Regions from separate parts of the Homo sapiens genome. Here region 2 is linked to region 1. A link is an interaction called in ENCODE POLR2A ChIA-PET data of the cell type or tissue named here. Cell type or tissue: OCI-LY7. All regions are shown on one strand. Each heading gives the region's core, and the rest is flanking DNA. Links, peaks and the distances in the headings are about the cores only.

Region 1 (4,000 bases), core at 1-4,000:
ATTACTTGCTTTATGTTGTAGACTTCTCAAGACATCCATGATCATATTTAACTATTGTACAAAAATAGCAAACAAAATATAAGTAGTGTTTTGGTCATTTGTGCCACTGTTTTTTTCCAGTAAATTAAAACAATTTTTGGTTTTTAACTTAAAAAATTAAATGTTAGTGTTGTCTCTTATTGGTTAGTTAACAGAAAAGCTAATAGAGAAGTTAGTCTGTCTAGTGTATATTTTTAAACAGATTTCAAACACTGAGTTGTTGCATGAGTAAGTCATGAAGTCAATTTGGTAGGTCACAATTTAAAGTTGAATAAAATAGAAAATATCAGAGTGCATTGCACTTAGTAATGGTGAGTACTAGATATTATTGTAAAATATTTTTATTTTGATGAGTCTTAGTGTTAAAAAGTTTGAAAACACTGAATGGGAGAATGTTACTAGATTACTTGTTACTTGATGTTACATTTCTGCTTTATCATGGGCTGCGAATAAATGTTAGTTGGTATTCTTCAGTTCTAAAACATTCATTTGTTAATTATTTCATTCAACATATATATTTTAAGCACCCAATATATGCCAGGCACTGTTCTAAGTGTTTGCTGGGGTTGAGATATCTATAGCAATTTACTTACAAAGCATATTTTATTTCTCTTACTCAGAGAAAACACTGAATCGGTGTGCCTAAGGTTTAGCTGTGGATAACAGAAAACTCCCTTTACATTACAGAAAACTCCCTTTAATGATCCTTTCATATTCTGCACACCAGTTCTATTTACAACTCACTAGCCAAAACATACATAGTAACATCTAGATGCAAAGGAAGCAGGGAAATGTGGTTTTTTATTATAAAGTCAGGGTTTATTCCCAAGGAAGAGAGGGAGAATAAATATTGGGGAGACATTTAGTAGTGCCTGCCATAAACCTCAAAGCTTCTTACATGTAAACAAAATTTCATTTCCATTGATGGGAAACTGGAAATTTCTATTATTATAATTATTGGAAAGGCACAAGCTTTGCAGGGCCACTGCATAGAGTTGGGCAGGTTGTCTACTGCACAAGGGCAGCCTGCTGAGGGTGCAGATAGGAGAGATGGTGTTCATGTTCCATTTGCCAGACTTTGTGTCCTGGCATGGGGCTGTGTCCACCCACAGGAAGAGGCACCCTTCTCTAATTGGCAGAAGACACCTTCTTCTCTGGCCAAGCCATCTGCTTACCAAACTGTGGGCTTGGGGGGCTACTTTGCCCAAAGAGATCTATTTCTAATTTGCAGAAATGCCCTATATGGGCTGGCTGTGGCTCAGAGGCCAGTCTCAACTAGCCTAGAGGTCGTCTTAAGCATTTGACCCTGACATACCTGATTCTGTCCCTTCTTCTAGTATAGCTCTTCTTGCCTGGTTTTATATTTTTAAAATAATAGAAGTTAGCTGACAAAACTGTATGCATTGTCTTATCACAAATAGGCACAGAGTAAATTTTCAGAGGCTGAGTAGATCTACAGGTCCTACAGAGTCTCCTCATCCCTGACCTCTCCATTACTTCTCTTCCATTGTAGGAAAGGAAATTAGCATTATAAATTAAGCTTACATTGATCTCTGATTTGAAATGGAAAATTAGATATCTTTTTTTTTTTTTAACTTCAACAAGTGCATGAGGGAGATAATGGTACCAAACGATTGGGTTCTTAAGCATCAGAATTATGAAAAGATAGAAAGGGTCCCACCCTCCCTACACACCGAGAATAAAAAAAAAAAACCCCACACAAAACCCCACCTTATCTAAGGCAGCCAGGTGGTATTCATCTTGGAAACAAATGCAGAGAGTGGAGGGAAGATCTGGTCTGAAAGTTGGTGTGAATCTTTTATTCTTTCCCTGCACTATCCTAAGAGAACATTAAAAATTTATCAGCAACAAAGGCCCTGCAAGATTTTCTTCAAGTAAGAAAACCAAAAAGCAAGGAAAACAGAGAAGGAGTTTAGTCTGTTTATTTTATCTTCTTGCTAAATTTTCTCTCACCGCACACTAAGTTTTTTTTGAGGGCTTGCTGTCCCCTCATTTTTGTGTCTGACTTGCGTTTCAGGTGAGGTAAAGCAGGAATCATTCTGATGGGATGCTCCTCTGTGATTATCCAGTGCCAGATGATGTGCAGGTCTGGGACAACAGAGAGAAACGAACAGAATAACTGCAATTATTGAATTTGTTTGGGCAGATATGTGTGTGTTTTCTGCCTTCCCATTGTATTGAGGTCTTTCCGGTGCTCATGGAAAATAAGCTAGGAGTGAAATCTGTCTTTTATCATCAGAGCTTGCTTTGTTACTTTGTTACAGTTTGAGTGTCTAGGAAAATTGGTCTAAACTTAAATTCCACTGCCGAATGATACATTTAACCCATCAGGGAGATTGTGTGTGTGTGGCAGGGGGTGGTGGGGGGTGCGTGGGGGAGGAGTTGGGGGGGTTGCGTGGAATGGAATGGCAGGCATTAGATGCTGCGTTTTTGCAGTGGTTCTCAGATACTTCATTCTAGAGAAGCTGCTGGTTGGGGTTCTGGCCCATGGACCATTTCCCCTCTACTGTGGGTTTTAAAGTCAGTCTCATCAGCATTCAGTAGTATTGTCTTATTAATCAGGAAGATAAATAGGGAGAAGCCTGAGGAAGCATTTCTTTTTTTTTTTTTCCAGTGGATCACTTTTCGAGGTTGCCATAATTGAAGAGCATGGAATGAGTTACGCTCTGCATTTTCAATGAAATGTTATTCACTATAAATGGAAAATTTCCCCTGCTGTTCAGGCATTGTAAAATTAATATAACTACCCTGCTAAGGAAGGCATCCCCAACATGGGCTGTTGGAAATCCAGTGTTTTTATTAGTAACAGGGCTGCTGATTTCCATCTTGACACATTTATTGATTACTCTGAGTACCTGGTGGTGCATCAGGTCCTTTGAGAATTCATGTTGCAGGTCAGTTGTAGTCATTTCTGCAGTAAGTTTGCAATCTTAAAGGATGAATATGTGTATTATGAAAACTGAGAAGGGGAACTGACAGCCTAGAAAAGGGGAGTCTGAGAGGTTTAATAAGAATTCTGGAATAGGAAAGTTGAGTTTTGGGGGGACAGCATTTCTCCATCACCACTTATTAAGATGAGGGCAGGGTAAGGTACAATTTAAATTACAGCAGGTGGAATCTCCCTTTATAATGAGGAGTACTTTCTTCTGATGCAAAAGATTATGAGCCTCGACTAAGCTGTGTTGCTGAAAGAAGCCGTGTAATCTCTGTTTGAATTTGAAAGAAGGGTGTCGTGGGTGTCTGTGTTTTGGCAGCCCAGCACCAGACCTCTTTTTCTTTCTAAGCCTGTCTCTCCAGCCTTCTGGTGATTCTGTGAGACACCCCTTCAGTAAGTATCTTTTCTGCTTGGACCATCTGGAGTTAGTTCTCATAAGATTGTTGGGACTCAAATAACTGAAACAATATGCTTCGAATAGTCCTTAGTTGCATACTCGGTGCTCAGTAACTGGTCAGTGATGTTGTTTTTATTGTTTCTTAAATTGTAACCAAGAAGTTTGAATCAAAAAAGGACTCTGTGGAACAATTAGTAAACAAGAAAGAGAAGAACCAAGTGATCTTTGGAATACCCCTCAGATCTTTGTTTCTGAGCCAAAATGCCCCCATATTTCCTTGTTAATTATTACCTCAGGACCATGCTATGAATTACCTTTCTTATGGGTTATTTGGGTATTCAATAGTTAAACTTTATTAGATGAGGTTCAAGTATAATGGATCATATACTGCATTATACTCTAATAAATTATATCATAATGAAGCTGTAGGGTACAAGTTATGCACACATAGTATAGGAAAGGAGGCTATAGACGTAGCCATTTGCTGAATCCTCCAAGGAGAGAGGTTTATGATAAGCAAGCAAAAATAACTTTGGATGTGATGAAAGCAGTAACCCTTCAACTTGGCCAACGCTAGTTGCAGCATCGGCCCATTGGACATAGGACCA
Region 2 (11,678 bases), core at 7,679-11,678, 54 kb before region 1:
TGCTTCTGGAGGCTTTTGGATAAATTAATGCATTCCTCCCCATAGAGACAGCTTCTCTGCTTGGAGGGGTGGCGGCCATCCAGTCAATAAGCCATCTTTGCTGTGGCAGAGAAGTTGCTCAGTATAAGTTGTTTCAGCTTTTACTTTTATTTCTTGGAAGTACAGCATGGTAAGCCTAAATTCTGGACCTCCAAGCAGAAATTAGATCCTCCTTTACCCTTTGCTAATTGAAGGTGACACGAGGCTTTTTCTATTGTAGGGTCTCTGAAAAGGCAACAACTATTGATTATTATTTACATCTGTATGCTGAGCTAGACTTACACGTGTATGTGCGTGTGCTACAGTGTATGTTGTTCTATATATAAGGGAGAGACATTGAGAATGTATTCTTTGTTGAGTGAGATACAGTACTGCTTTATTCAGGGGTAAACAATCTTGTCAGAATTTCACAAAATGATGCTTGGGACAAAATGAAAGCTTCAAAGCAGTTAGATCTGCCATTAATGAGTGCAATATTTTAAAGAGGAAGTCTAAGAAACTTATTTACAGGTGCATAATAATATTTAGTTTTCAGAATAAATCTTAGTTGGAGAGAATAGGTTTTGTACGAGTAGAAAAACAATCTCATAAGAAAAGCCAATTTTAGAGTTGTGGTGTAGCCAGGTGCAGTGGCACATACCTGTAATCCAAGCACCTTGGGAGGCTGAGGCGGGCAGATCACTAGAGCTTAGGAGTTCGAGACCAGCTTGGCCAACATAGTGAAACCGTGTCTCTACTAAAAATACAAAAATTAGCCAGGCGTGGTGGTGCACGCCTGTATTCCCAGCTACTCGGAGGCTGAGGCATGAGAATCGCTTGAACCCAGGAGGCAGGGGTTGCAGTGAACCGAGATGCGTCACTGTACTCCAGCCTGATAACAGAGCAACATCCTGTCTCAAACAAAACAAAACAAAACAAAACAAACAAACAGAAAAAGTGTTGCAGTGAATAGTGCTCAAACTGCTTAAGTGAAGTTATGGTAAGCTGAGTGCAGGAAGCTTTTCTGGATATGAGAAATCTTCGTAGTGAGCTACATTTACTTTGACCGATTTCGTTGTTCCTTAAAAAGAGGTCCTAGAAAAAATTGTTGAGAACCATTGAGGCTCCCTGAAAGGGTTTTGGGGAACCCTAGGGTCCCTCAGACCACATTTGGGGAACCACTGATCTAGACTGACAAAAACTTTGGCAAAAGATTAATTTTACAAATTCCTAGAGCTAGTCACTTAGACTGAAGGTAAATTGCATAAATTTAATTCACTGAGTATTGTGCAACAATAATATTAAGACAACCACTTAAAAAGTGCTTCTGAAAATAAGACTACCACTCTTCTGTGAATTATTTACATTTTCCTGATATGTTATTTTTGTATATATTTATTCCATTGGAAGTTAACAACTCTTCTAGGTACAGATGCAGTTGGTTTTCCTTTATATGTTTTCTGTTAAATATCTTTCAGACATTTGGTAGTCATTATGATGGAGTCAAATAGCATATTGTATTAAGCTACTCTTTTATCCCTACTCATACCCATCAGGCTATACTCATCGTGCAGGTACTTTCCTTTCATATTGAGACTCAGAAGAGACTTCAAATATGTTGTCATTGCTATACTTATGGTAGACATAGCAAGTCCTTTTCCTTTTATTTAAGTTGTTCTTTTGCTTTTATTTTGTTAAATAAAAAATGTTTTTGCTAAGTAGTACATAAATATGGTACAAAGTTCAAAAAGTCAAAGAAGGTACAGTTTGAAAAGTGAGTCTTCTTTCTTCAGCTGTCCCCCAGCCCCCACTGCCCTGTGCTGACTCAGCCACCTTAAGAGTTCTTGTGTATCTTCTTAGAAATCTTCTATGCATCTACAATCATATGGGCTAATACATTGCTTTTCTTCTTACACAAATCGTGGCATACTATACTTGCTGTTCTGTATATATTTTGGCAGCCTTATCCTATCAGTACATTAAGAGCTGTATCTTTTTTATAATTGTAACATAGTATTCCATTACATAGAAGTGCTGTCGTTTATATAACCAAACCAGTATTGATGGATATGTAGGGTCTTTTCAATCATTTACCATTTAAACAATGCTGCAAGGTACTAGTGTAATTAGTAGCTATAGATAGAGAGTTATTGGTGGCTAAGAGAATGTGTCTGACTCTGACTTGATAGTCTGAGTCAGACTCCATGATATCTGTGTGACTTTCATGAGATGAGTTCTTTTTACTTCTGCTCTGTTCATAGCAGAACTTTTTGTTATCACAGAAGTCACAAAATTCCACAACTACATCTTCAGTAATACCATGAGAATGTGAACTGGCTATTAGCCTGTTTTGGGACTCGATTCTCAATGGTTTTACCATGAATGCATCTTTAAAGTGGGTTTTAAACTTTATTGAAGCGGGGCACCTCATGGACCCTTTATAGAATTGGCTGAAAACTACAGCCACCTCTCTTCAGAAAAATATGCCCACAGTTTATGAGATTCATGGATGTATATGGAATTTTATTGTTATTTCACTAATTACACTTAGTACTTTTATATCATGTAGATAAAGAACCTTTTTGAAAGATTGGTTTTTACGTTTCAAAAGGTAAGCATCACATCATCTGGATAACACTACAGGTTGCAAAGCTGCACATGTTCACATGAAGGGATTTAAAGCACTGGGTGGGGAACTAATTCTGATTGACAAAACTGTAGATACAGGTATTAGACTAAACAACATCACTTGCCAAAGGTACCTACTCTTCCAGAGAACATGACCAAGACAAAAACTTACATTTCTGTTTTTTTTCCAGGAACATTTTTTGAATATAACTTTATGAAGTGAGAGGGTTCTTCTTAGAAAGATTCAGAGCATCTACTTCAAGTCTCGCCTTTCAAGTTCTACCCTATAGAACTTGTCAGATCATTTTTTTCTGCGTTTACCTTAGTCAACTTTTAGGGTTTTGTGGCAAGAATCTTAAACAAGTTGTTTCTTAATAGCTTTCAACAAAATAGTGATGTGAAAGGATGGTGTATACTATCAAGAGTACAGTGATCAGTTGGGTTGGTGGGGAGACTTTCCCCAAGAATGGTCCAATTTTTAGGTTTCAACAAATCACCCTATGTGTATAAGAAACTTTTCTGTTCAATCGCCAAGGAGCTGATATCTCAATACTTGCTATAAATTTCAAAATACATAATTTTTACATTCTAAATCCTTGCCTATAGGGATTTAGTTTCTTCTTTAAATTTTTTTTAATTTTAAGCTTTATCGAGGTATAATTGATCTACTTAGTTTCCTAAATAGCTTTAAAATTAAGTCCAAAAACAAATTTCAGATAGGAATTTGAATATTTTAATTTTTCTTTTCACATTTATTCTGCTCATCAGTCAGTTGCATGGCACTTGGGTATGACATAGTTGGTAGCCTGTTCTTGTGAAATTAAGGTGTAAAACGAGGTAGGATTGTTTCGTGGGATTATTAAGTTTTAGGTATCTTGTTACTGTTTTGAAGCATGTATTTTCCAAAGCTGGAAACCATTTGGAATGTGTGTATTGACCGAATTTTCTTTGTGCACATTTTGTGTGTTAACTGGTGACCTAGAAGTTGGTGGAATGAAATAAGATTCTGATTTACTGAAATGATGGACGTTTTACAGTGAATGAGCTGGAGTTAAACTATGGCAAATTGAGGGAGGCTTAAGCACAAGGTCCAGAAGAATAGGGGGCTATTAGATGCTTGCTTTATTTTTCGCAGTCCAGCATTGCCCTGTGATATTGTGGTGAGAGAGAAAAGAGAACTGGGCCAGAAGATTAGAGCACAGGGAGGATTTAGGTTTAATAGGATTTTATGAGGCTCTAAGAAGAGGTTGTCTGAGGTAATTTGACCCAAAATGAAACACCCTCCTCAATACTGCTATTAGTTATAATTGAGGGCACAAGGTTCACCTCTCTTAAGGTGTTCCCAATATTTGATGAGTCTTCATCCTTAGATGGAATTTTACATGATAAGCACATTTACAGTAATAGACTTTTTATATATTTTTTATGTATTTAGTAGCAGCCAATTCAGGGCATTCCAAAGTACATTCTCAAACAATGAATTTTTCTATTGGCAGTTGCTCAGGAAATAAACAAAAAAAACCTCAATCATGGAATTATATTTACTGTGGCTGATTCCTGTGCTGTACGTTCCTTAAGTCAAATATGCCTTAGTAGTAAAAAGAATCCCATCTGCAACTAGATTTCTTATAAAGATTTTTGTACAAAGGCCATCATCCTTCTTTAATGATTATCTGATTACCCCTCTCCAATTGGTATAACAGTTGTGATAAAGTACATAAAATAATGACTCAAGCTGTAAGAGACCTAAGAAATCCTACTTTAGTTGTAACTGCTTACTTAAGTGACATTCCAAAAGAAGAGTCCCATTTTTCACTCAAGGTTTCACAGCTGGTTAGAGCTAGAACTAGAGTTTTGGGTCCCTGCCTCCTAGCTCAAAGCTCAGGTTCCCAGGTTGGGACTTTAAATTTTTAGACTTTCAGGCTTGGACTGAGCCAACAACTCTTAGCCATTACCCTTTGTTCCCTACTTTAAATCTACCTATATTCTCTAGCCATTTCCACAAACCAACCAGAGTAATATCAGGAGGGATGAAGAAGGAGGGGTAGGAAGGGAGCCAGCTGTGCTTCCCATCAAGTATAAGGTAGTGGTTTTGGTTTGGAAACTCACTGTGAAAGACTTGGCTTTGCCTCCCTTTTATCTCTAGCACTCTCCTGCCTGTGTTCTTGATCTCACCTTTCTTCTGCTCCTTTTGCTCCATCAAAAATCTTTTTCTTGTATCTTCAAATTATCCATGTTCATTGGTTCATTCCCATTAGGCCTGCCAATATAATCACTTTTCCTTCAATAAAAATGTTCCTCTGGCTCCGTCTCCCCTTAAGGTGGCCATTCCATTTCTTTCCCTTAAGAATTTTTAAAAATAGTTCATCATTAGAGAGTATTTATTTAAACAGATAAAAGAATTGAAGGATTGTATGAGATAATATTTAAATGCCAAGATGTTTATAATTTAAGTTTAGTCTGATAGTGAGAAAGGGATATATCAAAATATAGTTATTGAAAGTTCAGGAGGAAATGCGATTTTGACATATTTTTAGCTTTTCTAATTATTGTAGCTGTCCAAATAGTCTGAAGTTGGGTAAGATGTCTATCTGGGAATGAAGTTTTTACACTGGAAAAAGTGAAGAAATTTTTACATTGGAAAAGAGGTGTGATTTAGATGGCTAGAATCTGAGCTTTTATGATTATATGATATATTTTATAATTCTGTAAGGTGGAAGCATATGTTTTGCTTTTTGCATCGTCAAATAAATATATTTTTGAAAAACAGCAAATAAAAATAGATATAATTATTTGGCCAGTTATCCCTGTCTCTAACAATATTTAATATAATTTTTCTTTCCTTATTGATGGAAAGTATTTTTATATATAATATTAATGAGATATAAATATGGCCACTCAATAATGTCTATAGTCAGTTCTGTCTTTGCAGTGTAGAATTTATGCTGAAATATCAAGCTATTGTATATATATTTTGACAGCTCATCTCTTTCTTGCCCATTACCACAACCAAAAAACTCAACCACACCACACACCTACATGCACCCACTGTTGCAGAGTTCTTTGAGTGTTTTTTTTGTGTTGGTGGTTTTTTTGAAGAAAGATAAAAAAAAAATCACTCCTTGGCATCTAAATGGTTTGTAGAGCTCTCTCTCAGGCATGAAATTTGAGTCAATGTGCATGTGTGTCTTTACGGGAAGAACAGACTGGATGTGTGCCAAAAGTGGCAAGGTTTACTTGAAACATTTTTGACATCACGTACCTTAGACTGAAGAGTGCAGAGGGAAAGAAAGGAGAAACGTCTGATGATGCCATATTCATGACAGACTCATATTTTAGTGACTGCAGCTGCTTTACCTACTTACAGCTTTTGCCTCCATTCTGTCCTCTGTTCTTCTCTTGGGAGTTTTAGCATTGGACTGGGAATATAGAGATTTATATTCTATTTCTATCAAAACTAACTTGTGCTGGGCATGGTGGCTCATGCCTGTAATCCTAGCCCTTTAGGAAGCCAAAACGGGAGGATTGCTTGAGCTCAGGAGTTCGAGACCAGCCTGGGCAACATAGGGAGACCCTGTCTGTACAAAAAATAAAAAAAAAATTGGACAGGTGTGGTGGCACATGCCTGTAGTCCCAGCTAGTCGGGAGGCTGAGGCGGGAGGATTGCTTGTGCCCAGGAGTTCAAGGCTGCAGTGAGCTATGATGGCTTCTGCACTCCAGCCTGGTGACGGATTGAGACCCTGTCTCTAATAAAACAACAACAACAACCAACAAACAACAACAACAGCAAACTAGTAAGCTCATGACATTGGCTATTTATCCTGTCTATACTGCATTCTCACCGTTTCTGAGAAGATTGCATGTAAATTCCTTCTGAAAACTAACTTGAAGGATCTTAGCATATCTTTCTGTTTTTGATTTAGAAGCAATTGGCATGATGTATGTTCCTTTCATACCTTTGAAGAAGAATCTTTGAATTCTGGAGCTGGAAAGACCTGAGTCTTGTAGCTTTTCGATCTCTGGGATAACACAAAACTTTGATTTTCTTCGTTATGATCATTATGTAACCTAAATGAAAGGCCTTGACATTTTCACAGAAATGTAGTGTGTAGAATAACAAGGAAGTTGATTCAGAATCTTGTTTTATCTCTTATCATTTAAAACAAGGCTGTAAATGTAAATGTTTATAAGGGCTAGTGAGGTAACCTGAATGAGGTGAAGGTTCTGGCAGTAAGATCACAGGGAGTGGCAGGGACTGTGGGGACGGGAGAATGCGTACCCTGCAAATGTGGGATAGCCACTCTTGATGTTTGAAACACCAGATGGACCCAATAGTAGCAAAGGACTATGGTTGCCACTGGACAGTGTCCACTGAAAACAAGTTTGTAGTATTTGGAATTTTAGTTTGGGGAATTCAATTTTCATAATAAAATACAGCTGTAGAAGAAACACACAGGCAGTTTTCCTGGAGTATGTGATTTGTGTACTTCTTCTAACAGGTCGTCCTTTCTATATACCTTAACCCTCCTCCATTCTTTTTCAAAAATGTTTCTTTCCTCAGTACTATGCTTGCAAGTGTTCTGTTCTTATGTCCCAAAAATTCTTTCTAAGACCTTTTCATGTCGAATGGTTGCCCTCCTACTAACAGAAGTGCTTGTTTTAAATACTCCTAAACTATTTTCCAGTGTCTAATTCTACTCCCCACAAGGAACTTAACCCCTGAGTCTCCTCTGAAGCCCACTTTCTCCCATCTTACTGTTTGTAGGGAGGAATAGCCGATCGGTGTTCTCCTTGTAATACCCTTCCTATTACTGTGTTGATAATGGCTACCCCCTGTTTTCTTTTGACATTACAAGTCTACAAACTTTTATTATGGCTTTTGTTTTCCAGGGTTCTGGTAGTTGTAATTACTTTTTTTCTGAACTCTTCCCAATCTGTACACGAAAAAAAATAATATTTTGAATTATACCCAGTCCTTTTATGGGCTGATCAAACTAGTGAGACAATACCACTGCCTTACTGCTTTCGTCAGTGCCACACAAATGGATCATATTCACCGTACACTCTATGACCTCAATTTCTTTTTTCCCCTACTTGCTGTCTGGTAGTCAGGATTTCTTTGTATTTTTTCCATGTTTCATTTTTCATTTGTAAGTGTGCTACCTTGCACTCACACCTAATAAACACTATCTTGTTTTTGATGGATCATTTCTATCTCTGATTTGTCAAGGTTACTTGGAATTCCATTATTTTTCAGAAAAGCTAGAAACTTTAACCTAGTTTATAGCCACAAAATGATTGAGAATCCTTTCAATTCTGACAGCCATTGATTTAAAAAAATATTCAATCAAATTAGACCCAGGAATCTGGGTGCTGTTTTATAACACCTCCCCCAAGTTGCATCAAGCCGTTTATTTCTCTTGCTGTTAACTCATGGTTTTCCTGTTACTGAGTGTTTTTAAACTCTGCAAACACTGGTATCATAATAGTTTGGTGCAAAAATAATTGCGGTTTTTGCCCTTGAAAGTAATGGCAAAAACCGCAATTACTTTTGCACCAACCTAATAGTTTCTTACTTGATTCTAGGAACTAGACTTGAGCTTGAGTGCTTTAGAATAGTAATTTTGGGGGGTTGTGGCTGGTTGTAGTGGAGAGAAGAAACCCAATAATTGTTTCATTTACTCATGTATCTTAGCTAGCATTATTATTTTGTATTTTTAGTAGCAAAGTAGGAGAAAACAGGAGAGCCTTTAGATTGAGTATAATATCTGTTTTGTAGATTTTTTTCTGTGTTGGACTTTGAGAATGTCTAAGCTTTGATTTAAATTTAATAGTCAGTTTCCTATTTAATTTATGAACATAATAAAATTCATTTTTTTATTATTGCCATTACAGGTTTTGGAAGGTGACAATGAAATGTGAAGAAGTTACATTTCTCAAACTTGAAAGTTAGTGACGGCTTACCAAATTTTAATGAAAATTAAATATGACTTAGAAGCATTGATTTATGAAGGCTTATGATGTCATCGGTTTCGACAGAAAGCAAACTCCAGCAGGCTGTGAGCCTACAGGGAGTTGACCCAGAAACATGCATGATTGTATTTAAAAACCACTGGGCACAGGTAATGTATGAATTCCACTTTTTTTGCTGGTCTCAGTAACCCCAGGGGCCTCCATCACACTGAATCAGGGTTTTCTACCTCTGTGATAGGTAACTAGATTGCTAGAAACACAGGGAGGGAAACTCTTTCAGATAGGAAGAAAAGTAACTTTTTCTTCTTGCTTTCCTAGAATAGGTATCTGGTCAAAAACCATGGTTTTCACAAAAGCAATTAGGGTACATGCATGTTACTTGGATATTTTTAGAAGAACAGCAGTTGTTCTTTAAAGTGACTTTTATATCGCTTTGCAATATACTTGACCATAATTATATCCTCTCTCTCTCTCTTCCCTGCTGATTTCCTTCCAGTTCTTAAGCTCTAATAATACTAAAATACACATTTATTAAACATTTACCAAGTACTCTGTTGAGTACTTCAAATGCCTTATGTCATTTAATCTTGTCCACAAACCTGTAAGGTAGCTGATGTTAGTTTCCTCATTTTACAGAAGAGGGAATAGAAAATTACCGAGGTTAAATAACTTGCTTAAGGTTATACAACTAGTAAGTTACTAAGCCCATTACTTAGGCTTTGGTGCCTTGACTCCAAAGCTCGTGTGTTTGATCTCTGTGCTCTACCATTTTGGGGCTGGTGGTCCCTGTGTAATTTAATGAAAAACGCCTGAGTATACCTGAATATATGTCTTCATTACAAAGTGATTATAAAATTTTTTTTGATTATTTACTTTGACTTCTCTGATCTGCTGTGTGGATAATTAAGGGTTGAATGTTCAGAAAATTTACTATTCCGCCCCTTTCCTTAGGGAGTTTACACATAGTAAAATAAATAAAATTGTCATTCTTTACTACTTGCCCAACATTGCACTCCCCAGGTGAGCTGGTAAGTGGCTATTTATGTGACAGTTTTTTAATGACTACCCAGTTCCTTCTTGTGGCCGGAAACAGCACACTGGTTAAAGCACTGAGCCTGTAAATCACAGCAATTATAGGGGACACAGTTTAGATCAAAACCAAGCAAAATCAATTCTGCTTCTGAGCCGTTTATACTTTGTAGCTTCTTGTTACTATCTAGTATAAACCTTCTCCGATTTTTTGTGCATTCTCTGACCTTTTACCATTAGAATTTTAATGGATTTGCTATGGACATTAGGGCACATATGCTTTAGTTAAGGGAAGAAAGTAATTTAGGAGTTTTCCAGATAATTAGAGTAATAACCTTTGGCTTTGCACTTTTATAAATATTTTAAAGCAGTATCTCCAAGGCGAGGTGGTGAATCCTAAGGAATGAGCCCAGTAGTTCATTGGGTGTAGGAAGAATATTTTAGAAGGTCTGTTTCTATCTTTACCTTTTACAAATTTCTGTTTTGTGTTTAAAACGTACATTATACATTTGTATATTAGTGTCTGTATGATTACTAATTTATTTATTTGTGCTTATTTAAAAAATCTATTAGTGCATAATCATATGTTTTTAACTGAGAACATTTTCAGCTCCAGTCATTTCATTAGGCTTAGGAAGTCTATCTTACTACGTAATCTTCGCTCCCAGCCCATTTTGTTTATTCGTTTGCGCATAATACCTTTGATTATAATCATTTCTGCTGGGGTAACTGTGATATGATCCATTTAGTATTCTGTGCCACTTCCCAAAGACATGATATATCATCAACTTCTTGATTATATGTAGGTGGGTCATCTGCCCTGTCAGATTCTGTCCCAGGCAGGCTTTCTCCAAATGTGAGGAATGTGCCAGTACATTGTGTCACATTGTTGAAAGACTATTGGTCCCAGAATCATATTATTCATTTCCATAACAATACAAATGACTTCAGTATTATTGCACATTTTGGGTTCTCTGAAGCACAGTACAGATACATAGTACTCTCAGTGCAGACAAGTCTTGAGTTGAAGGTAAGGATAACTTTGTCATAGGGGATACTGTTTAGTTGTTAAATATTTTCTTTTATAAAGTTGAGACACTCATGGTCTTACTGTTGGCTCAGCCATTTCTTTACCTTTGGACAGGTGTTTTTAACCTTTTTTTAGGCTTGATGTTTCCTTTTAAATAAATCTGGAAAATGCTCTCAGTCTCTGCCTACAGAGGCTCTTGAGGGCCTTTCTGTTATCTTTATGAATGAAAATGCTGGTTGAAGAAATCTATGTGAATGTAAAAGTGTTATTGTTCAATGGAGATTTACTGAGCACACACTCCAGGCATGTCGCTGTAGGCATCACACGTGGGACTTGAGAATGTATAAGCCTTGGTCTGGGCTTTAAAAAATGTATAAGCTAATTCAGATGACAATGCAAGATACATTATTACAAAATGAATAACCATGATTACAGGAATTAAGTCAAGAGAAGGGGCTATTATGGCTGGAAATGGCCTGGGAATGGAGAAAGTGAGATTTTGCTACGTTGGCTATGGAAAAGGAAGGTTTTGATGACAGACAGGAAAATAATATTTCAGAGAATGGATACTAGGAATAAATGCTCAATTTCAGCTTTTTTGGATGGTACATATAAAAGAGGGGAAGGCAAAAAAATCAGAGCCAGGCAGAGATGTGGGACCAAAAGTAAGATAAGGAATGAGATCTTCAGCTGGGGGAAATGAATGCTACTTATTTGTTGTTTTGGAGTTTCATACGTTAGCTCTTGGCTGTGAGTTGTTGGGCTGGGGTGGGTGAAGAGCAGTTGCAGAGGATTGGGAAAAGAGCTCCAGTTTGACATAAGCTCCTAGGCCTACTGTGACTGCAGCCCCTGGGTTCACCTGAGGCAACCCAAGAAAAACCTGTAAGGCTGGTAGGGAATGAGGCATAGACAAAGCTGGGAAGCATTTTATTTGCCCAGGTGTCTGTTACCTGCCCAGTGTAATGCTTTTTTAAATGTTAAATTAGCAAAAAGTGTTGGC

What was found. ChIA-PET counts read pairs that join two places held together with the same protein. Peaks named below come from ENCODE experiments on the same cell type or tissue, not always from the same donor. Only the 100,000 strongest peaks of a DNase experiment are listed, where the experiment ranks them.
Region 2: POLR2A ChIA-PET joins it to region 1 with 5 read pairs; 2 of 35 experiments call an interaction of 5 or more read pairs at or near these places.

Annotation. Positions count from the first base shown.
Region 1 is chr4:151,619,139-151,623,138 of GRCh38, forward strand. The region is part of intron 7 of FHIP1A (FHF complex subunit HOOK interacting protein 1A); the gene reads left to right. Among named protein-coding and RNA genes, the nearest start is that of GATB, 140 kb to the right of the region's middle. In OCI-LY7, for the core only: no CTCF peak of the experiment used is centred there; no DNase peak of the experiment used is centred there.
Region 2 is chr4:151,557,597-151,569,274 of GRCh38, forward strand. It overlaps FHIP1A (FHF complex subunit HOOK interacting protein 1A), which reads left to right. Exons shown (of 14, transcript NM_001109977.3): 4 at 8,542-8,768. The coding sequence starts at 8,664. Among named protein-coding and RNA genes, the nearest start is that of FHIP1A, 150 kb to the left of the region's middle. In OCI-LY7, for the core only: no CTCF peak of the experiment used is centred there; a DNase peak (open chromatin) is centred at 9,695; H3K4me3 peaks cover 1,467 bases; H3K27ac peaks cover 1,807 bases.